Regions from separate parts of the Homo sapiens genome. Here regions 1 and 2 are each linked to region 3. A link is a loop called in an ENCODE intact Hi-C map of the cell type or tissue named here. Cell type or tissue: Panc1. All regions are shown on one strand.

The links. Peaks named below come from ENCODE experiments on the same cell type or tissue, not always from the same donor. Only the 100,000 strongest peaks of a DNase experiment are listed, where the experiment ranks them.
Region 1: a loop joins it to region 3, with 3 times the contacts of the local background. A loop is called at or near these places in 36 of 110 quality-filtered maps.
Region 2: it touches region 3 in a loop (15-fold over the local background); 63 of 110 quality-filtered maps call a loop at or near these places.

What each region holds. Positions count from the first base shown.
Region 1 is chr2:196,755,008-196,763,007 of GRCh38, forward strand. No RefSeq gene overlaps it. Among named protein-coding and RNA genes, the nearest start is that of GTF3C3, 41 kb to the right of the region's middle. In Panc1, CTCF peaks have their summits at 4,034 (motif pointing left) and 4,240; no DNase peak of the experiment used is centred here.
Region 2 is chr2:196,450,150-196,458,149 of GRCh38, forward strand. All of the region lies in intron 1 of HECW2 (HECT, C2 and WW domain containing E3 ubiquitin protein ligase 2), which reads right to left. It overlaps LOC105373821 (a long non-coding RNA gene), which reads left to right and starts at 7,112. Exons shown (of 5, transcript XR_007087827.1): 1 at 7,112-7,198. RefSeq lists an enhancer at 3,852-3,951. In Panc1, CTCF peaks have their summits at 3,634 and 3,858; a DNase peak (open chromatin) is centred at 3,622.
Region 3 is chr2:196,294,770-196,302,769 of GRCh38, forward strand. All of the region lies in intron 13 of HECW2 (HECT, C2 and WW domain containing E3 ubiquitin protein ligase 2), which reads right to left. Among named protein-coding and RNA genes, the nearest start is that of HECW2-AS1, 39 kb to the left of the region's middle. In Panc1, CTCF peaks have their summits at 3,539 (motif pointing right) and 3,742; no DNase peak of the experiment used is centred here; H3K27ac peaks cover 3,760 bases.

The DNA.
Region 1 (8,000 bases), 460 kb after region 3:
TTGATGTGCTGCTGGATTCGGTTTGCCAGTATTTTATTGAGGATTTTCACATCGATGTTCATCAGGGATATTGGCCTAAAATTTTCTTTTTTTGTTGTGTCTCTGCCAGGTTTTGGTATCAGGATGATGCTGGCCTCATAAAATGAGTTAGGGAAGATTCCCTCTTTTTCTATTGATTGGGACAGTTTCAGAAGGAATGGTACCAGCTCTTCTTTGTACCTCTGGTAGAATTCAGCTGTGAATCTGTCTGGTCCTGGACTTCTTTTTATTGGTAGGCTCTTAATTACTGCCTCAATTTCAGAACTTGTTATTGGTCTATTCAGGGATTCGACATCTTCCTGGTTTAGTCTTGGGAGGGTGTGTGCGTCCAGGAATTTATCCATTTCTTCTAGATTTTCTAGTTTATTTGCATAGGGATGTTTATAGTATTCTCTGATGGTAGTTTGTATTTCTGTGGGATCAGTGGTGATATCCCCTTTACCATTTTTTATTGTGTCTATTTGATTCTTCTCTCTTTTCTTCTTTATTAGTCTGGCTAGTGGTCTATTTTGTTAATCTTTTCAAAAAAACAGCTCCTGGATTCATTGATTTTTTTGAAGGGTTTTTTATGCCTATCTCCTTCAGTTCTGCTCTGATCTTAGTTATTTCTTGTCTTCTGCTAGCTTTTGAATTTGTTTGCTCTCGCTTCTCTAGTTCTTTTAATTGTGATGTTAGGGTGTTGATCTAGATCTTTCCTACTTTCTCTTGTGGACATTTTGTGCTATAAATTTCCCTCTACAGACTGCTTTAAATGTGTCCCAGAGATTCTGCTATGTTGTGTCTTTGTTCTTGTTGGTTTCAAAGAACATCTTTATTTCTGCCTTAATTTTGTTTAATTTACCCAGTAGTCATTCAGGAGCAGCAGGTTGTTCAGTTTCCATGTAGTTGTGCAGTTTTGAGTGAGTTTCTTAATCCTGAGTTCTAATTTGATTGCGCTGTGGTCTGAGAGACTGTTACGATTTCCATTCTTTTGCATTTGCTGAGGAGTGTCTTCCAATTATGTAGTCAATTTTAGAATAAGTGTGATGTGGTGCTGAGAAGAATGTATATTCTGTTGATTTGGAGCGGAGAGTACTGTAGATGTCTATTTAGGTCTGCTTGGTCCAGAGCTGAGTTCAAGTCCTGGATATCCTTGTTAATTTTCTGTCTCGTCAGTCTGTCTAATATTCACAGGGAGGTGTTAAAGTCTCCCACTATTATTATGTGGGAGTCTAAGTCTCTTTATAGGTCTCTAAGAACTTGCTTTATGAATCTGGGTGCTCCTGTATTGGGTACGTATATATTTAGGATAGTTAGCTCTTCTTGTTACATTGATTCCTTTACCATTATGTAATGACCTTCTTTGTCTCTTTTGATCTTTGTTGATTTAAGGTCTATTTTTTCAGAGACTGGGACTGCAACCTCTGCTTTTTTTGCTTTCCATTTGCTTGGTAAATATTCCTCCATCCCTTTATTTTGAGCCTATTTGTGTCTTTGCACATGAGATGGGTCTCCTGAATACAACACACTGATGGGTCTTGACTCTTTATCCAATTTGCCAGTCTGTGTTTTTTAATTGGAGCATTTGGCCTGTTTACATTTAAGGTTAATATTGTTATGTGTGAATTTGATCCTGTCATTATGATGCTAGCTGGTTATTTTGCCTGTTAGTTTATGCAGTTTCTTCATAGTGTCGATGGTCTTTACAATTTGGTATGTTTTTGCAGTGGCTGGTACCGGTTGTTCTTTTCCATATTTAGTGCTTCCTTCAGGAGCTCTTGTAGGGCAGGCCTGGTGGTGACAAAATCTCTCAGCATTTGCTTGTTTGTAAAGGATTTTATTTCTCCTTCGCTTATGAAGCTTAGTTTGGCTGGATATGAAATTCTGGGTTGAAAATTCTTTTCTTTACAAATGCTGAATATTGGCCCCCACTCTTTTCTGGTTTCTGCCGAGAGATCCACTGTTAGTCTGATGGGCTTTCCTTTGTGGGTAACCCGACTTTTCTCTCTGGCTGCCCTTAACATTTTTTCCTTCATTCCAACCTTGGTGAATCTGATAATTATGTGTCTTGGGGTTGTTCTTCTCGAGGAGTATCTTTGTGGTGTTCTCTGTATTTCCTGAATTTGAATGTTGGCCTGCTTTGCTAGGTTGGAGAAGTTCTCCTGGATAATATCCTGCAGAGTGTTTTCCAACTTGGTTCCATTCTCCCCATCACTTTCAGGTACACCAATCAGACGTAGATTTGGTCTTTTCACATAGTCCCATATTTCTTGGAGGCTTTGTTCGTTTCTTTTCACTCTTTTTTCTCTAATCTTGTCTTCTCACTTTATTTCATTGAGTTGATCTTCAATCTCTGATATCTTTTCTTCTGCTTGATCGATTTGGGTATTGATACTTGTGTATGCTTCATGAAGTTCTTGTGCTGTGTTTTTCAGCTCCATCAGGTCATTTATGTTCTTCTCTACACTGGTTATTCTAGGTAGCAATTTGTCTAACCTTTTATCAAGGTTCTTAGCTTCCTTGCATTGGGTTAGAACATGCTCCTTTAGCTCGGAGGAGTTTGTTATTACCCACCTTCTGAAGCCTACTTCTGTCAATTCGTCAAACTCATTCTCCATCCAGTTTTGTTCCCTTGCTGGCGAGGAGTTGTGATCCTTGGAGGAGAGGAGGCATTCTGGTTTTTGGAATTTTCAGCCTTTTTGTGATGGTTTCTCCTCATCTTCATGGATTTATGTACCTTTGGTCTTTGACGTTGGTGACCTTCGGATGGGGTCTCTGAGGGGACGTCCTTTTTGTTAATGTTAATGCTATTCCTTTCTGTTAGTTTTCCTACTAATAGTCCCCTCTGCTGCAGGTCTGCTGGAGTTTGCTAGAGGTCCACTCTAGACCCTGTTTGCCTGGGTATCACCAGCAGGGGCTGCAGAACAGCAAACATTGCTGCCTGTTCCTTCCTCTGGATGCTTAGTCCCAGAGGGGTACACACCAGATGCCAGCCAGAGCTCTCCTGTATGAGGTGTCTGTCAGTCCCTACTGGGCGGTGTCTCCCAGTCAGGATACAGTGGAGTCAGAAACCCACTTGAGGGGGCAGTCTGTCCCTTATCAGAGCTTGAACGCTGTGCTGGGAGATCTGCTGGCTCTCTTCAGAGCTGTCAGGCAGGGACATTTAAGTTTGCTGAAGCTGTGCCCACAGCCACCCCTTCCCCCAGGTGTTCTGTCCCAGGGAGATGGTGGTTTGTATCTATAAGTCCTTGACTGGGGCTGCTTTTTTTTTTTTTTTTTCCAGAGATGCCCTGCCCAGAGAGGAGGAATCTTGTGCTTGGTTTTTTGGCATGGTGGTGCATGCCTGTAATACTAGCTACTTAGGAGGCTGAGGTGGGAGGATGACCTGAGCTAGGGAGGACTAGGTTGCATTGAGCTGTGATTGCACCACTGCATTCCAGCCTGGGCAACAAAGCAAAACCCCATCTCTTAAAAAAAAAAAAAAAAAAAAAAAAAAAAAAAGAGGCTTGGCATCCTTGGAACTAGTTATAACAGAATTGAATACTGCTTGTCCTCTTTTATGCAGTTGCAGGTCACTGGGCCAGAGGTTTCTGTTTATTGGCTTTCTCTTTCTCCTCTACACTTGTCTGAACTCCCTGAATAGAAACACCTGACTGTCTACTAAAATGCCAAGTGGTCCTGCTAACTCTCACTCTTCACATTAGCATACTTACCCTGAACTGCAAACAGGATAAATTTGGGGTATGATCTTCAGGGTTATGATTAGACTTTTCATGCTTCATCTGGTTGCCCTGATACCTGCTAGACTTGTTTAGGTTAAGGCTGAAAAACGGGCAGCAAGAAACACATACTAGGGTCCAGCTGCCCTTCTTTCAATGCTGATGGGAGCCGCACAAACAGAGCTTATGGATCTGATTGCTCAAATGTGGAGGGCGAGACTGAGATTTTTTTCTATTGAAATGTTGAAAGTTAGACAAAACATATTAAGACAATTAAATTTTATGAAATACAGTCCTAAATTTATAGAAATGCACTGCCATCTACTGCATATAAAAAATCATTGCAGGGTATGTTCCTCCCACTGGAATTATTTATAATCAAGCAGTCACACACACTGAAATGTACATGAATTTATAAGATGTGGCAACTGCCACAAAGAACTCATTTAGACTTTTATAACCTTTAATTTTCTTATCTGAAATGTTCTCAGTTTTCCATTTTGTCTCTTTAAATTCTATTTTCATATTTTCATTGAATTAATTCTTGCAATTACATTTTAAATCTTATAATGTTCTCATTCTTTGAATTCCTTCCTTTTAATAGCATCCTCTTATTTCATGTGTATGGTATTGTCTTATCTGGGGATATGAACTGCGTTTTGTTTTTCTACTTCCTGCACCAATTCTGTTCCCTTTGCGTTCCTTCCTCCCCTCCCATTGCTTATATGGATCTCTCCCAGTCCTGAAGCGTTCCTCAGTAGTCTGATGATCGTGAGCTGTCCACTAATGCTGCTAGCAAGGTGCCAGCAAGCTGACAGCAGTGCGAGGGATTTGTTCACAGGCAGGCTTCTCTGGCCAGGATGGGCTGTTTCATTGAGAACCCTCAAACTGCCAGTATATATATGAGCATTTTTTTCTTGGACAGGATTTCTCAGAAAGGAACCCTTTAACTTCCTGCTTAAAGGATGTTAAATAGATGCCAGTTTTCTAGGAGCTTAGGAGGAGAAGGCAGCTGGGCATCTCGCTGCTCAGTGTGTAGACGTCCACTTAATCCTCTGCTTTCAGTATAACACTCTGGCCTTCATCTCTGCCTGGTATTCCCGAATCCAGAGGTCCTGATTCCACAACTCCAGAAAATAAGACCACCAGTGTTCCATGCGGGAGTGGGACAGTTTCCATAGGTGAAAAGGGTTAACTAGGAGGGTCTCACTGTGGCTTAACAGACTTTCCACTGCTCCCATTTTTGACCACACTTCACCTGTCTTTGGAGGAACCTAGTGGACAAGCTTTAAGGTCTTGAATCAGCTTGCTTCTGCCCCTCTCCCCACCACCTCCTGTGGGCACTCAGCTTTCATTTTTCTGTAGTTTATTTAGTTACCAATTGCCCATTTGCTTCCTAGTTTCTAAAAATTATTTTGTCGTCTCTCTGTTATCTCTTATTCTTTTTGGCCTGGAGTTTATATTGTCTTTTTTGTTTGCTGTGTTTTGTTGGTTTTTGGATTTTGGAGGTAAAAGTAACTGTGTTACTTTTGAGATGGAACAGGGACCCCTCTTAGGGGCCTGCAGCCTGTCCCCGCACCAAACAAAATTTTTTTAAAATCTTGAATTCCTTAAAAAAAAATTCCAGATACCTAGCTAGCCCTAAAAAATAACATAATGAACAAAAAGATAATAACTTAAAACAATAGCCAAAAAAATTAGTCACTGGATGGTTTGGGTCTCTATAAAAACTAAAAAGAGCATCTTATAACATACGTCCCTAAGTTGTTTTTCAAAAAACCAGACCCGCCACCAAGTGGATCCACTGACACATAAACCTCTAGTAAGGGGGAAATGAAGATTAAATGCTGCCACTCCTTGCTCTGAATTTCTTCCTGAAGGGTCTAAAAGAAGTCATACCCAAGAGCCAGGGCCAACATTCTTTTCTGATGACCCCAAAATTTTAAATAAAGCTTCTCTTCCTTAACCAATTACAAATCAAAAAAATCTTTAAATCTGTTACCTATAAGCCCCCACTTCAAGATATCCCACCCTTTTAGGCCAAACCAATGTATTATAGAACCTCCATGTATTAATTTACAATTTTGCCTATAACTCTTGCTTAAAATGTACCCCTGCATTTAAAAACCCTTCCTTATGAGCCATTGAAGAGGTCAGGTCCTAAGCATAAACTGCCCAATTCTCCTTGCTTCAAGGTGCCTACAAATAAATGCCCCCCTTTCTCCTGCTGAAAACCTTGGTATGGATGTTTGGCCTTACCATGCTGGGCAAGCAGACCCCAGTTCAGTTTAATAACATTGTTGAGATTTTTCATTAATTCATTAGTATTGGTATTTATTATAACTTCTAGTTTCCCTCCATGCAAATTTGACCATGCCTTATATTGTCACCTAAGTCGTTAATGAACATGGTGGCATGTCATTTGCAGTTTCTCTCCAGTCTACATCAGTCTGTCAACATGCATTCTTTGAGTTCGGTCATTCTACCGGCTGAAGAACCAGCCACACTTTCCCATTCAATCCATAAGCATATCACAGCAGTCTTCCTCACAGACTCTGCTAAAACCCAGATACATAAAATGTAAGATAGTCCTCAGAACCACCAGTCTAGTACCAAGCAAAAAGAGTGTATCTCCTAAAAGATTGAAGTGGAAGTTATTATAGAATCAAGGATATCCTGATCAAAGAATCAAAGAATCTATCTGGATTCTAGAATGAATCCAAGGGTGAGAAGGCAGCTGGCCTTTTTGCTTGGAAAAAAAGAGTAAGTATCCTAAGGAACATCACTTCAAAGAACACACAGATGGCTGGAATCATGCCAGCACTAACATGCCCAAGTGGTTTCCAGAATCCACCTTTTGCCCACTTAAAAAATTCAGTTCATTTGGTCATTTTCTTCTGAGAATGCCTCAAAATTCTAATTTGCAGTTTCATAGCATAGCCATTAGTATAGGGACTATGGGCCTGGAGATGCAGTTCATTTCTAGTCCCCCCTTACTCATATCCTCACCCAATATCTTGGCCATTAACTCCTTTCCTACCCTGTTCAGTATTATGTTGGAGTATATATTCTTTCAATATGAACTATAGTATTATAATACTATTAGCTTTACAACACCACAGCAGGAACATTCCTCCTGTTCTTGCTCTGAATGATTTTGAAAAGCCTGTTTATTGTGGATTAGACTTCGTGACACTACTTGTAATTCAGCAACAAATTTTTATATTCATTTCTGTTTGCTTTATACTTTCTTCCTATGAAAATGGCTAGAAAGCAGTAATGCTAAATTAAAAGAAAGATGGAATGGTGGTCGATCAGGTCAAAATTTTTTGTATGTGCATTTAACAGAAAAACCCAAGCTGGTGTAAATATTAAAGTGGAAACTATAACAGAATCAAGGCTATCTCCTAGAACGAATCCAAGGGTAAGAAGGCAGCTGGCCTGAGGATAGAACTGAAAACTGGAAATCTCTGGGACTTCAGAGAGAACTCTCCTTCGCTCATCTTTACTTCTCTTAATGCAGACACCTCACTTTTTTTTTTTTTTTCAACAGAACGGGTTAACTGCTAGTTGGCCTCATTGTTCTGAAGTTCTGGCCCTACATGAACTATTTCAAGTCTGAAATTCCCAGGGAAGGCGGGAGGAAACTCCTGATTGGCCCAGGTTGGTTCAGGAGCAGACTCCCTCCTCGATCAACTGTGATCATGCAGGAGCAGCAGAGTCTCAGTGCATAAAACAGGTACCAGGACCCCACTGCTAAGGTGAGGATGGGAGGTAAGAGAATAGGAGCTTTTAAAAAGAGACCCCAAAAGATGTTTTTATACAGGGGCTTTGATGGGCTGAAGGCCTGGAAGACAGAAACACTGCCAATGTCTTTTTTCTTTCTAAAATAAACTTATGCTTGGCTGGGTGCAGTGGCTCACACCTGTAATCCCAGCACTTTGGGAGGCCGAGGCGGGCGAATTACGAGGTCAAGAGATCGAGACCATCTTGGCCAACATGGTGAAACCCTGTCTCTACTAAAAATACAAAAATTAGCTGGAGGTGGTGGCAGGCACCTGTAGTCCCAGCTACTCGGGAGGCTGAGGCAGGAGAATCGCTTGAACCTGGGAGGTGGAGGTAGCAGTGAGCAGAGATCATGCCACTGGACTCCAGCCTGGAGACAGAGTGAGACTCCGTCTCAAAAGAAAAAAAAAAAACAAACCTTATGCTTAATGTTTGTTGTTACTCTGAACTACAGCAACTGTGTTCTTCTGAAGGAAA
Region 2 (8,000 bases), 160 kb after region 3:
TTGCAGAGTTTAGGTTGGGTTTCTGTCATAGATGTAAAGAACTTCAGTAATACAATGGATATGTCCCACTGTTTAGTACACAAAACCTAGATAATAGGTGAAGCAGAAGGGAAAGAATCTGAGTTGACCGATAAAAACACGGTGCTTAGCCAGAGAGTGGCAGGGAAAGAAAGAAAAGGATTGTGGGGTTACAGCATTTTTTCTGGAGATGAGAGGAAGAAGAAAGCTGGAAGAGGCAGCTACCAGGAATATAACAGCAGACAGCATGTTCAACCACCATTGTCTAGTCTCCAAATCTACTGATCATAAGCCACCTGTTAGATGCTGCCCAAATATCAGATTTTTTTTTTTTTTTTTTTGAGATGGAGTTTCTCTCTTGTTTCCCAGGCTGGAGTACAATGGCATAATCTTGGCTCACTGCAACCTCTGCCTCCCGGGTTCAAGAGATTCTCCTGCCAAGTAGCTAGGATTACAGGCATGTGCCACCACGCCTGGGTAATTTTTTGCATTTAGTAGAGACAGGGTTTCACCATGTTAGTCAGGCTGGTCTCCAACTCCTGACCTCAGGTGATCCACCCGCCTCAGCCTCCCAAACTGCTGGGATTACAGATGTGAGCCACCACGCCCAGCCCAAATATCAGGTTTTTAACATGTTCCCCATTTGATGCTGATAAATGCTGAAATTTGAGAACTGCTGACATAAGAAATCACCAGGTATTATCTATATGTAGTCCCAAGTTAGACCAAATAACTGACACTATCTCTCCAAGTATATCCAAATTTGTTAAACAAATTTAAAATGAACCAAAAGTCAACCGAGAGATTTGCCTAAGAATTTTTAAATTCTATTTCCCATAAAATTTAGACAGATATAATTATTGAAACATTGTGAAAATTGAAATAAAATATTTTTATTAATTAAAAGGAATTGAAACACTGCAGTATTACATTCAACAAGCTGAAAGTTGTCAAAAAAGGAAAGCAAGCTTAAGAAATATGGGGTAGGCTGGGCACAGTGGTTCATGTCTGTAATCCCAGCACTTTGGGAGGCCGAGGCGGGTGGATCACGAGGTCAAGAGATCAAGACCAGCCTGACCAACATGGTGAAACCCCGTCTCTACTAAAAATACAAAAATTAGCTGGGCGTGGTGGCACGCACCTGTAATCCCAGCTACTCAGGAGGCTGAGGCAGGAGAATTGCTTGAACTGGGAAGCGGAGGTTGCAGTGAGCTGAGATCGCGCCACTGCACTCCAGCCTGGTGATGGAGCGAGACTCCGTCTCAAAAAAAAAAAAAAAAAAGAAAAGAAATGTGGGGTAAAGTTTATACCCAGAACTCATGCTTTTCTCCTCTGTTCAGACACTAGAAACAGGCCATTAATTTATCTCTGATCTTTCTAACATCCAAAGAGTTACAAGAATCACAGACCCATTCCCCATCCATAAGATAAACAGAAATGATTTCCTGATGGTTGGGCGCAGTGGCTCATGCCTGTAATCCAACCACTTTGGGAGGCCAAGGCAAGAGGATCACTGAGGTCAAGAGTTTGAGAGCAGCCTGGCCAACATGGTGAAACCCCGTCTCTACTAAAAATACAAAAATTAGCCAGGCGTGGTGGCACATACTTCTAATCCCAGCTACTTGGGAGGCTGAGGTGGGAGGATCCCTTGAACCCAGGAGGCGGAAGTTGCAGTGAACCGAGATCACACCGCTGCACTCCAGCTTGGGTGACAGAGCAAGACATCGTCTCAATAAGTAAATAAATAAGAAATGATTTATTTCTTATTTGGAGAACTTTCTCCAATTGGTCTTCATGGTGTAGGAAGTATTAGTCTCCATTCTTCTAACTACATCAAATACTATAGTGTTGTATTACCATTTTTATGTCATCTCATTGGCCTAACACCAATAGGCCCAATTCAGGAACAAGCATACATAGCTCAGTAATGGTACAACACTGTGTTGTCCATTACAGGAGCTCCTAGCTACATGTGGCTATTGATCATTTGAAATGTGGCTAGCCTAAAATGAGATATGCTGCAAGTATAAAATGCACACCAGATTTTAAAGAATTAGCACAAAAAAATTAAAATATCTCATCAATAAGACATATTGATCATAAGTTTTTACAAGATTATAAATGGTAGTGTTTTAGATATACTGAGTTAAATAATACATACTATTAAAATTAATTTCATCTGTTTTGAATTTGGCTATTTTTAAAAATTAACATGTGTGGCTCACTAGAATGGTGCTGGATAAACAACTATACTCCCAACTCAGTCCAAGGGTAAATTTAGACTTAAATTTTAACTCTTAAAGCCATGTCTGGGCTTCCTATTTTCCAAGTAATTCTTTATAATGAATTTCTTGTAAGAACTGGCAACAGAAAGTTCAAGGTAATATCCACTAATATAAATCTGACCTTGAACATCTGACATGTGATCCAGTGCAAAGCCACTTTGGAAGGGTTTCATCCTTTTATGAAGATGAAGAAAGCTAACCAACATGAGCACCTGCACAAAAGACCACTCCTCTCCTGCATGGAGGGTGGTGGAGGGATCATTTCTGGGCAAAATCTTCCTCAGAAAACAATTCTGGGATTTTTCTATGCATGATCAAATGAGTGACTGACCCCAAAGCACTAAAAAAAAAAAAAAAAACATGGGCCCAATAAATGTAGCCTGGTATATTTCCAGAGCAGGGCTTATCAATGGGAGACTGCCCAATAAGATAATCTTCTAATTTGAGCAAATCAATGCCAGGGCTGGGAATACAAAAAATGAGACTAAACCCCATCTGTAAGAACCAGTGAGACTCCATGATGAAATTGTGGCCTCTGACAAAATTTTTTTTAAAGCTTATTTTCTGTAAAATTTGCTTTTTATAGCAGTTCTGTTCTAAGGAATATGTTTAGGCAACTCAGCAAGACCTTTGTATTTGTTCTGCCTACAGAGACCATGTAAGCAAATTAATCCACTCACATAAGAAAGAAGGGGTAGGCTTCATTCCTCTTTAAGGACACAGAATTTCAAGATCTCTAACACCAAGAGTTTGGGTTCTCTGCAATAAATCAGTAGTGACTCTTTCTTCTTTTACATCATATCAGTTTAGGGTCTTGGACTGGGGTGATGCTAAAATGCATCAGACAATTACTTCTAAAGAAGACTTTGAAAGAACGCAGCCAACTACATTAGTTTTAAGCATGTGAACTAAAAGTTTGAGTAGAAAATGAACTGCCTCAAAGCACTTCAATATCGGCTAAGACTGAACCCAGGATGGGGTGTGCTGTGGAGTACAAGCTTTAGGAAGCTCTTCCTAACACTTAGGAAGGAGAGTATTGTAATTAGGAAGAGTATTGTAATTAGGATCCATACAGAGCATCTCAGAGAAAAATTCTGACTGTCTGACAAAAGATTCCTGATTAATAATGACATCTGTTGATTTTAAATGCAGCTTAAAATATCATCTGCTTTAACAGTCAGTGATAGCTTATATTTAGTTACTTTAACAGAGTTCTATTTTCTTATAAATTATATTACCTAAAAGTCATGTTTTCATCAGGAAGCTCAGGCAAACGAGGGTGGGACCTGCAGTTTAGAACATCCAAAGCTCACTAGCCCCACCTAATGACAGCACACCTAGATTTCTGGAGCAGTTCGGGGATAGAGAATCAATATAACCTTGAAAGTTGAAACTTCAAAAACAAAATTGTGACGTGGAGCTTCATGAAAAGCTCCATGTAAGACTGCCTCACATTCAGAAGGCAAAAAACCAAACTGGAAATTGTCGGCCTAATTTTACCACAAAATAATAAGAGTTGGGGGAACAGAAAAAAGAAATACTTCTATGGGTTTTGTTTGTTTGTTTGTTTGTTTTTGAGACAGAGACTCACTCTGTTGCCCAGGCTGGAGTGCAGTTGCACGGTCTCAGCTCACTGCAACTTCTGCCTCCCAGGTTCAAGCAATTTATGGCTAATTTTTGTATTTTTAGTAGAAACAGGGTTCCACCATATTGGCCAAGCTGGTCTCAAACTCCTGACCTCAAGCGATCCGCCCGCCTCGCCAGATTTATACATGCATAATACATGTATAGTTACTTTAATGTATAGCCACTTTGATGTATAAATAAGGTGAAATGATACTATAGAGCAAAACTATTTTGTAGCTTGCTTTGTTTTCACACAAAATGTAAAGTGGGCATTCATATTAATAAACATGAAACTATATCAGCCTTTTTAATAGCTATTTAACATTCCACTGTATGATGTATATACCATAATTTAGTTACACAATTCCCTCAAGATGGTCATTTAGATTACTGTTGTAAACTATGCTGTAAACACACCCTCACATTCATTATTGCACACTTGCCTGATTATTTCCTTAGGATTATTTCTTAGAAGCAAAATAGCTGTATCCTAAGCTGTTGATGAGTGTTACCGAATGCCTTTTGAAAAGGAGGCATGATAAGCATTCCCATATCTGCAGTGCAGAGAAGGTAGCTATTTTCTTCCAAATACCTTCACCAACACTGAATGTTATCCATCTTTGGAGGCAGCTTAGTGGATAAAAGTATAGGTTCTAGAACTAGAATTTTATAGCTGAGTTCAAATCTCAGCTCTGCCATGCTCTATGACCTCTGGAAGGCTACTCAACATTTCTGCAGATTTCTGTTAAATGGGGATTGTATCATTGTACCTACCTGAAAGGGTTATTATTAGAATTAAATGAGTTAATATGATATTTGATGTACAATAAACACTTAATAAGTGTGTACTTATTATATGAGATATTGTCCACCTGAAAGGTAAAAGCAAATCTCATGTTTCGGTTTAATCTGTATTCATTTGATTATTTCTGGGATTGACCACAGACCCTTTTACTTAATTTTTTTTTTTTTTTGAGACGGAGTCTCACTCTGTCACCAGGCTGGAGTACAGTGGCACAATCTCGGCTCACTGCGACCTCCACCTCCTGGGTTCAAGAGATTCTCCTGCCTCAGCCTCCCAAGTAGTTGGGATTACAGGTGTGTGCCACCACGTCCAGCTAATTTTTGCATTTTTAGTTGAGATGGGGTTTCACCATGTTGGCCAGGATGGTCTCGATCTCCTGACCTCATGATCTGCCCACCTCAGCCTCCCAGAGTGCTGGGATTACAGGCGTAGGCCACAATGCCCGGCCCCTTTTACTTAATTTTTATTAACTTTTTCTAAAGTAGTCAATCATATCATTTATAAATAATAGTGATTTCTATATCTTCCTGATTTATTTTTCTGAGATAACTACATTGGTTAGAACTTCTAAAACAAAGGTGAGTGATAATAGTGGTCATAAATATCCTTATCTCATTTATGACTTTATGATAAAAGAATTTTAAAAATATTTCAAACATCAAAATAATAAAATGTTGTAATTCAGACAACTTTTTCCATATAGTTTTCTTATAAACAGTCCTTTAAATACAAACTCTGGATTGCTTCTAAATTGTGACATTCTCTTTTGGGAAAAAAGTACTAAACATTTTACATTAAAACAATCTTTTTTAACTAAATTGAACACATACTTTTAATAAAGACCACAGTAATTTTTAACACTGGAAATACAAAGGATAAAATAGAAAATTATTTTATTCTTGCAAATTAATTTGCAAGACAAAAGAAATTCAGACAATAATGCAGTTTGTACAATAACCCAAAATCAATTATTTTGTTAAATAATATATATGATATAAATAACAGAAAAAATTAGAACACCATTTGCAATAAAAAATATTGAGCCCTTTAACTTTAAGGATAACATTTTCATCTAGTATTCTTGACTTCTTGTGTTTTCGACCTAAAACAGCATATACATTTGGAAAGGAGACTCAATTTTTCACAATTCATACCCCTATACTCCCACACCCTGAGAAGGCATATAAATTATTTCTAGATATGAAGGTCTTTAATATAAATCATGCCCCTAAATTGCTAAGCCCCAAAATGAGGAATACTGAAGTCACAAAACATTTAAGCTCTTCTTTAAGTTAAACAACAGAAGAAAGGACACTATATCAAAACTCTACACTAAGTCAAATATTCTAGAAGATTTCCCAAGCCTTAACAAAATACATGATTGCTTGAGGGTTGTAAGTCCAAAGGCAAAATTGTAAAGCAGAATAAGAACATATTTACTGAACATTTATAAATGAGCCAGACTCTAAGCTATGAGCCTTATATACATTATCTCCTATCACTGATTTACCTTATCCCAGCAAGGAAAGTATTGCCACACTACTGGCTTCACATTGCCCTTGCTACACAATCTTCCATAAGCACTTTCTGTATATGGATTGTAAATGGCTCCTTGGGACTGACCATATGTCTTCTGGAGAAAGGTTGGGGAAGCTTCACTGCAAACATGGTCTGAGCTTAGGCTGGTCACAGATTGATTACTTGGAGACCACTGCAATCAGCAAATAAGAGTAACCATATACTAGCATCAGTGATAGGGGACAAGGTACAATGACACTGAAGTGGGTCCAGATGGTCTTCTTTTTTACTGCTCTTATGGGACACTTTCCTTGAATTAGAGTAAGGCTGGCTAAGAAACTCCGGATTTACTTTTTTACAGATTTTCCAGAATATCAAATAAGGGAAATTGATCAAGCAAAACATACCAATTCAACAAAACTAGCCCACAGAGCAGTTATAGTACCTTACAGTAAAAGATGCTACAAATTTAAGCAACCTCGGGTTTTCTTCATTCTTTAATACACCAACACATCTAACACATGTGTGAACTATTCATTTGGAAGAGCCAAAAGACTATCAAATAAGTTTATTGCTTCATATATATCTATTCCTGGTATTCATATTCCTGTACCAAGCTTCAAGCAAAGAAGGAGCATCCAAATTAAGCCTAAGAAATAGAAAGTATCTGGAAAGAATCAACAGTGCCTAATGAGTAGGTACGGCATGGAATCAAGATATGAAATTCTATATGTTGAGCTGCTGATACGTTTTGGAGAGATACTACACATATGTCTCTGCTCTGATGTCATAAAGCTTTGATCACATCAAGTTTCAATGGCTTACAACTGCTTCACTTTTACACAGAATTTTTGAACTAAAAGGGCCCTCAGAGAGAATCTCGCCTGATCCATTCATTTTGAATAATACAAACTGACTTTCTTCATTCTGGACGACTTTTTCCAAGGTTGTAAGTACCAGAGCTGGAATTAGGATGTAGATTTCTTAACTACCTGCCCACTACATGGTACTGTCACCTCTTAACTATACTCCAAGCATGTTGTTCAATATTTTAGCATATGAAAGATCTTTTGAAAAGCTGTTTAAAAAATTACTTTTTAAGAATGTGTGAGTTTCTCAAATACACAATACTTTCCTCAAACTGGGTCAGAAAATCCAGAAATAATATAAATTGATTATCTCAGCCTATTCACAGTACTGTGCTATTCCTTACTACTACTGTGACCTTATGTAAGTCAACCACACTGGTCCTTTATATTCCCGACCCTAAAAATGAAGGAGCGGGACTATATGATTTCCAAGATACCTCTTAGCTCTACAAATTTTGTAAGTCTGTGATTCATTTAAAAATAAGTATAACCAGGTCTTTCACTTCTATTCTTCTTTTTCTCAGAGCATACTCATACCCGCTACTACACAAAACCTGAAAAGCATTATATACACAAGCACGCTATACTTAGGAAGTATGTCCAAATATGCCAAAGTATTTATCAATAAAGCATTATGGTATTTGATCTAAACAAATAATCAAAAGGGATAATAGCCACAATTCTTAAAAGTCACCATACTCTACAATACTGGGAACTGGCTGGACACAGTGGCTCACATCTGTAATCCCAACACTTTGGGAGGCTGAGGTGGGAGAACTGCTTGAGCCCAGGAGTTCGAGACCAGCCTGGGTAACATAGTGAGACCCCATCTCTACAAAAAATTAAAAAATTAGCTGGGTGTGGCAGCACATGCCTATT
Region 3 (8,000 bases):
CCCTTTGACACAGCAAGTGGCAATGTTTGAACAGGGATGCTCCCCAGCCTGGCTCTCTGGGTCCCTGAGTGACCACAGGGACCCTGATAACCTGACTTGGAATGAGAAGTAATCCTTTGTTAGCTTAAGCCACTGAGATTTGTTGGTCATTATTATTGAAGTATAACCTAAATTATTCTGATTGATTTACCGTCATTAAATACTTGTTCCCTATCAAAACAAATTAAAGGAAAGAAGAAAGGAAGGGAGGAGGAAGGGAAGAAGAAAGAAGACCACAATGAACCATCCTTGAACCTTAATTCCTCAGTACACTTGAGTATAAAATACTTTTGAGTCATATTTCAACCGACAGGCTAAATAAGAGGAGGTTTTGATGGCTGTGAGCAGTTGTGTGGTTCAGAGCAGAGAGTACTGTCAATGCAGGCAGGCCTATGCATGGGCTCTGGGCAATTAGAGAGCATGAGAGGATAGGAAAGTGATACCATGAAAGCAGAGAAGGAAATAACAGAAGTTGGGCAGTGTCAGAAAAAACCTAACTTCAGCTAAGTAACAGTTTTGGCTCTATTGGCTGACTCTGCTTTGAGTTTTAAATACAATCAGCAAGGCAACTGTTTTCTGCATTTGGCTCAGTGTTGCTGATATATTTTCACATAAGTCATTGCAAGTTAGAGTCCTGAGACCACACTAGTTTGTGTAGGGATCATAATGAGCTTTCAGGTCTTACTACCTAAGAGTAAAACAAATATTAAGTCTCTTCAGGGACAAATTATTTGGGGGATAATTCTGTCGGATAAATCATTACATTACCCATTGTTCTAAATAGGTATACCTCTTTATCGCCTTCACTGCTCCCTCTTCTCACTAAAATAACTAAATAGGCCACATTCTGATTTCTTATCTAGAGCACCAGAAATGCTCCTCACTTTGTTAAAAAAGAACTTCATTAGGGCAAGAAGCAGTGGCAATTAAGTTAAGAAACTCATCCCAGCCTCAGACCTGAAGTAATTCCCTGGGGCTGAATAGCTCTTTAAGCACAGAAATCTTAAGGCTGGTCTTATAATTAATTATGTCATTTCATCTTCCTCCTCTCCACTCAATGAAACATGTAGTATGGTGCCAAACACATCTGATCTTGCAAAGAGCATCTACCAAAGTAATTCAATGCAGGAGATTTCTCTCAGTAACTAGTAAACAATCTTTAGATCCACAGCCTTTTCAAGTCTGAATAGTAAGTACATGACTGTTAGGGTCTATACAAAACTCTTAAGCCAAACAGGAACATACTTCTAGACTGCTATGTTTCTATAAAAAAAACTATGTTTGAATAACTTCATATGTTTATGCAAAAACTGTGTGTGTATAGATATGTATATATAGTTTATGTGTGTGTATATATATATGTAATTTATATATCTATAGTTTGGGAAGGATATTTATACTCCACTTCATATAGAACTACAGTGCAGATTCTAGTCTCAGCTCTGTCACTCATAGAGACAAAGAAAACTACTTAATCTCTGTCTCAATTTGCTTAACTGTAATATGGGATAATAATAACTCCCTTGCTTTCTCCATAGGCACGTGAGATTCAAATCCAGTGGGACAAAGGATGGTAAAGTAATTTGAAAAGGTCAAAATCACTTTAAGAATACAGGCTATAAGTAAGTAAAAATATATAGGGGATTACATCTATCATACCTGTGTTATAACAGATAAAGAAAGTGGCAAAATTGTTCACCACTTTTAGTCTTTGAAGATCCTGGCCCAGCATCCCACATTCTATAAACTGAACAAGGGTCTCCTAAGCTTCATTAATTATGTGCTAAGCCATGTGCTAAGCCCTGTGCTAAACCCTGAGGATACAGAGATGAGCAAGGCCTGATCATTCAAAAGGATGAAGAAGGAGAATTATAGGGGGAGGTGGAAGGAAGAGATTCACCAGAGGCAGAAAGAGTTGGAAAAACAAAGGCCACGACAGTCGTGAAAATACTGAAACACACGGACAGAATGAACAGAGGTAAGAATGGGAGCAGTCCAAAGAGCCAAAAACACTAAACAGATAGGATTAGGTTGACAGAGTTTAGTCTTCATGAAGCTGATATTAACAAAGCTGTGGGTTAAGAGAAAATATTTTCCTTTGTTCTCCTGGGGTTTAGTGGTTCTAACTAGGTAAGGATCCTTTTCTATGTTTGTTTGTTTGCTTGCTTATCTTACAGAAAAAGATGCAGTAAATGAATCTGATATTTTACTTGAAACAAAAGTAGGTTAGAGGAGAGCCCATGATACCTATTTCATAACATAGTCTCATGATAATGAACAGAATTCACCTGGGAAGCCACTGCACGTGGACTCGAGTAGTTAAGAGGAATTGGTAATTGTTAATAGTAGACAAAGCCCCTTTAAATGATCTCTAAAGGAAACAACACTTTGTTTTCCTTTGACATAATTTAACTATTCTTTTTAGTTATTCCTTCTCAATTCCAAAAATCCCTGTTCCAACTTCCCTCCTGGTTGTTTCTCATCGTCCTAGCAAGAAATAAGCACTTGATGGTTGAGTGAATGATCAACTGAATTTCTTGAGTGGAGTTTTGTTAAATAACACTCCTTAGAACTTAAATGTGTTTTTGTTTGGTTACATGTTTGTTTGAGGTTGTAGAAGTAAATGTCATTGCCATTTGGCAGCAGAATAAGAAAATTACATGCAAATACTTAGTTCTTGTCAACCACAATGGAAATAATAATCAATCCCCTCTCCTTTTTTTGCAGGTTTTCCTTAGTGTTATGATGACCAAATGTCCTAGATTACCTGGCCCAGTCCTAATTTCACCTAATTCTGTTGTTTTCAAAACATAGTTAAGTACATTACTGATAAATAAAGTCTTTCTTTCATATTTCAGAAAGCCTTCATCAAGAATAGGCATTCTGAATTCAGGTTTGGAAAAGCACGTCACCAAATCTATAGCAAACATCTCTCATATTCACAAGGGAGCAGATTTGAGCACTTGTATACATTATTCACTAAACAAAATTTAATATATACAAAATCAAGAAATGTTTGCATAATATGTATGCAGAGATATCAAAACAGTCCTGTTTTATACAGTCTGTCTTCATAATATTTTTAATTTTACAGGATTTACATTGTTCTCATCTAGCTAGAGTAAAATGGAAGGGAATTTTCACATTAACAAAACTATCTACAAATGATCAATTCATCTATTTTGCAATAGCAGGAATTCCCAAGTTTTAAGAATATACGTATGGATTTTGGAACAGTATTTTTCTTCATTAAGTACTAAGAAACTTAAACGCTAGAATTAATGTATTTTTAGAGCTCATTAAAAGCCACAGTAGTAATTATTTGGCACGTATGTTGGAAAATTATTCAGTTGAATATAATGAAATATATTTATGTATGACATTAATTAGACAAATATAGGCACATCAGCTATAAAAGACATGGCACTAATAACTAAATCTTGAATTAACAAGAGAAATCGTTTGTCAGGACAATTTTGAAAGAAATCTGATCACAACCATTAGAGGGCAGTAGAATAATTCCTAAAGCAACCACAATGCAAAAAAAGAAAGAAAAAACCCACAAAATTTTCTTTCTCAAGTTTTACTTTAGTGTTATGACAACCATATATCTATTTAACACTTTTCTTTCCAGTAAGGATTACTAGGTATTACAACTACACGTAATCTATTTTTCTTTTTTTTTACATTTATTATTTTTTTCTTATACTTTAAGTTCTCGGGTACATGTGCACAACGTGCAGGTTTGTTACATATGTATACATGTGCCATGTTGGTGTGCTGCACCCATTAACTCGTCATTTACATTAGGTATATCTCCTAATGCTATCCCTCCCCACTCCGCCTACCCCATGACAGGCCCCGGTGTGTGATGTTCCCCTTCCTGTGTCCAAGTGTTCTTCTCATTGTTCAATTCCCACCTATTTTTCATGACTTTCTTTCAACATAAACTGATACCTTCAAGTCATAAAAAAATAGTTAGGAAAATTATTAAATACATTCCTTTTGCATATTGAACATTTTCAATAATACGAACAGGGAAGTAACTGAAAGAGGTATAGATCATAAACAATTCTAGCAAAAAACCCTAGACAATAAATCTTAAAATACAGAAATCAAATAAAAGTTTATTTTATAACATTTTCTGTTAATCTAGGAAAAAAGAAAACATTCCAGCAAGTAATGCCCTTTAGAAAAAATTGTCTGAGTTATCTCCATTAATTCATACCTTGAGACTTCTAGCAAGACAAATTCAGCTACTTCAATATTTGCCATATATAAGTCAGGAAAATAATACTTCCTAAACCCACAGAATTTAAGTCTTACAGAAATGTATAAATGTACAGCATGGATCATCTTTTTAGCTAATATAAATGCAGTTCATAAGAGGAAGAAAAAAATTAAAATGCTTTAGAAAGAATACTTTGAAATCAAGATAGACTATCCAGCAAAATAAATTCTAAAATCATGCCCAACTAAAGAAAAAGGAAACACGATAAAAACACGAAAACAAAATAAGTTAAAAAAAAAAAAAGCCTGTAAGCTGCTTAGTATTTTCATACTGTTAAAACATGTTAGTTGTCAAAAGTCCAGGAGAGTTATAGTTGTAACAAACACGGTAAGGACATTTAATGCAAAATCTCTTTATCCTAGGAGTTCCCAGACTACAGGCCACAGTTGTATCAGAATCACTTAAGGGGCCTAAAACAAAACAAAGCAAAATAAAAACAGACTGCTGGGACCCACTCCAGACCTACTGAACCAGAATCTCTAAGATCTGGGTACCAAGAATATGCATTTTATTTTTTAAAGTCACCAAGTTTAAAAACCACAGCCTTGGGCCTGGCGCAGTGGCTCACGCCTGTAATCCCAGCACTTTGGGAGGCCGAGGTCGGCGGATCATGAGGTCAGGAGATCGAGACCATCCTGGCTAACATGGTGAAACCCCGTCTCTACTAAAAATACAAAAAATTAGCCGGGCGTGGTGGCGGGCATCTTTGGTCCCAGCTACCCGGGAGGCTGAGGCAGGAGAATGGCGTGAACCCAGGAGGTGGAGCTTGCAGTGAGCCGAGATGGCGCCACTGCACTCCAGCCTGGGCGACAGAGCGAAACTCTGTCTCAAAAAAAAAAAAAAATTCCCGCAGCCTTATACCACAACTCAGTGACTATTTATCCAGTCTCTACTTGAAACAATGCAGCGATGAGGAACTTGTATGAAGACGGCAGCCCAAAGAGAGAAGTTAGAACTCTGTGCTTCATGATGTCATTGGTGGTTTGACATTGGCCATAGTGGGCGTATTAACACTACAGAAATCAGGAAATGCAATATCAGGGCTTGATTTATTGTTCTGTAGGCTGTCTAGACTGGGGTGGGCAATCTACAGGCCCAATGGCTAGCTGTCTGTGTTTGTAAACAAAGCTTCATTGGAACTCAGCCAGGGCCATTTGCTTACATGTTGTCTTTGGGCCAAAACCCTAAAATATTTACTCTCTGGCCCTTTATAGGAAAAGTTTACTGCCTTTTTCTTTACTTAAGGTCCAGACTTAAGAAATTAATGGAGAAAATTAGAATGCAGATGAAACTTCAAATTGTGCTGTTACATTGCAAATAGCACAAACACACATAACATGAAGAAATGTAAGTCTAATATTCAAAAACTATTGACAAAGGAATATGAAACTCCAACATGTCTCCCTTTTACACTGTTGTCTTTACTTGTTAATGCAAATGAAAATATTCTTGTTGGAATTATACTTGTTCTTCAATTACCACTGTAGGTAGCAAAAATCAACAAAAGCATTCAGTGTCTCTTTTACTATTATTTGTAAATTATAAGTCAGGAAGTGTGATGCCTCCATCTATACATATATATCTATATCTATATCTATACACATATATACATATATCTCACATGCATATATTTATACACAGACATATATGTGTGTGTATAAACACAGCCTACATACACACAAATATACACACACTTTTTTCTCCAGAAAGCCAGTGGTTAAACATATACTAGAAAACTCATGAACACTACCATGCAATCAGTTGCTCTTTTTTTTTCTTCATCTTTTAAGTTCAGGGGTATGTGTGCAGGTTGTGCAGGTTTGTTACATAGACAAATGTGTGCCATGGTGGTTTGCTGCACAGATCATCCTATCACCTAGGTATTAGGCCCAGCATCCATTAACTATTATCCCTGATGCTCGCCCTCTCCCTACCCCACCCCCGACAGGCACCAGTGTGTGTTGTTCCCCGCCAGTGTCCATGGGTTCTCATCATTCAGCTCCCACTTACAAGTGAGAACATGTGGTGTTTGGTTTTCTGTTTGTGTTTTAGTTTGCTGAGAATAATAGCTTCCAACTCCATCCATGCCTCTGGAAAGGACATGATTGCATTCCTTTTTATGACTGCACAGTATTCCATGGTATATATGTACCACATTTTCTTTATCCAGTCTATCATTGATGGGCATTTGGGTTGATTCCATGTCTTTGATATTGTGAATAGTGCCGCAATGAACATACATGTTCACGTATCTTTATAATAGAATGATTTATATTCCTTTAGTTATATAACCAGTGATGGGATTGCTGGGTCAAGTGGTATTTCTGGTTCTAGATCTTTAGGGAATCGCCACACTGTCTTTCACAATGGTTGAACTAATTTACACTCCCACCGAAAGTGCAGAAGCATTTCTTTATCTCTGTAACTTCGCCAGCATCTGTTGTGTTCTTACTTTTTCATAATGGCCATTCTGACTGGCATGAGATGACATCTCATTGTGGTTTTGATTTGCATTTCTATAATGACCAGTAATGTTGAGCTTTTTTTCATGTGTTTGTAGGCCACGTGTATGTCTTCTTTTGAGAAATGTCTATTCATATCCTCTGCCCACTTTTTAATGGGATTGTTTTTTTTTTTTTTTTCTTGTAGATGTGTTTAAGTTCTTTGTAGACTCTGGACATTAGACCTTTGTCACATGGACAGACTACAAAAATTTTCTCCCATTCTGTAGGTTGTCTGTTCACTCTGATGATAGTTTCTTTTGCTGTGTAGAAGCTCTTTAGTTTAATTAGATCCCATGTGTCAGTTTTTGCTTTTGTTGCAATTGCTTTTGGTACTTTTGTCATGAAATCTTTGCTTGTGCCTATGTCCTGAATAGTATTGCCTAGATTTTTTTGTAGGGTTTTTATAGCTTTCAGCTTTACATTGAAGTCTTTAGTCCATCTTGAGTTAATTTTTGTATATAATGTAAGGAAAGGGTCCAGTTTCAATTTTCTGCATATGGCTAGCCAGTTCTCCCACCACCACTTATTAAATAGGGAATCAATCCTTTCCCCAATGCCTGTTTTTGTCAGGTTTGCTGAAGGTCAAATGGTTGTAGGTGTGCAGTCTTATTTCTGAGTTTTCTATTCTGTTCCATTGGTCTATGTGTCTGTTTTTGTATCAGTACCATGTTGTTTTGGTTACTAGTATAGTTGTAAGTTACTAGTATAGTTAGAAATTACTAGTATAGCTGTAAGTCAGGAAGTGTGATGCCTCCAGCTTTGTTCTTGTTGTTTAGGATTGTCTTGACTATTCAGGCTCTTTTTTGGTTCTATATGAATTTTAAAATAGTTTTTTCTAATTCTGTGAAGAATGTCAATGGTAGTTTAATGGGAACAGCACTGAATCTATAAATTACTTTGGTCAATATGGCCATTTTCATGATATTGATTCTTCCTATCCATGAGGATGGAATGTTTTTCCTTTTGTTTGTGTCTTCTCTGATTTCTTTTTGAGCAGTGGTTTGTAGTTTTCCTTGAAGAAGTCCTTCATTTCCCTTGTTAGCTGTATTCCTAGGTATTTTATCCTTTTTGTAGCAATTGTGAATGGGAGTTAATTCATGATTTGGCTCTCTGCTTGCCTGTTGTTGGTGTATAGGAATGCTAGCAATTTTTGCACACTGATTTTG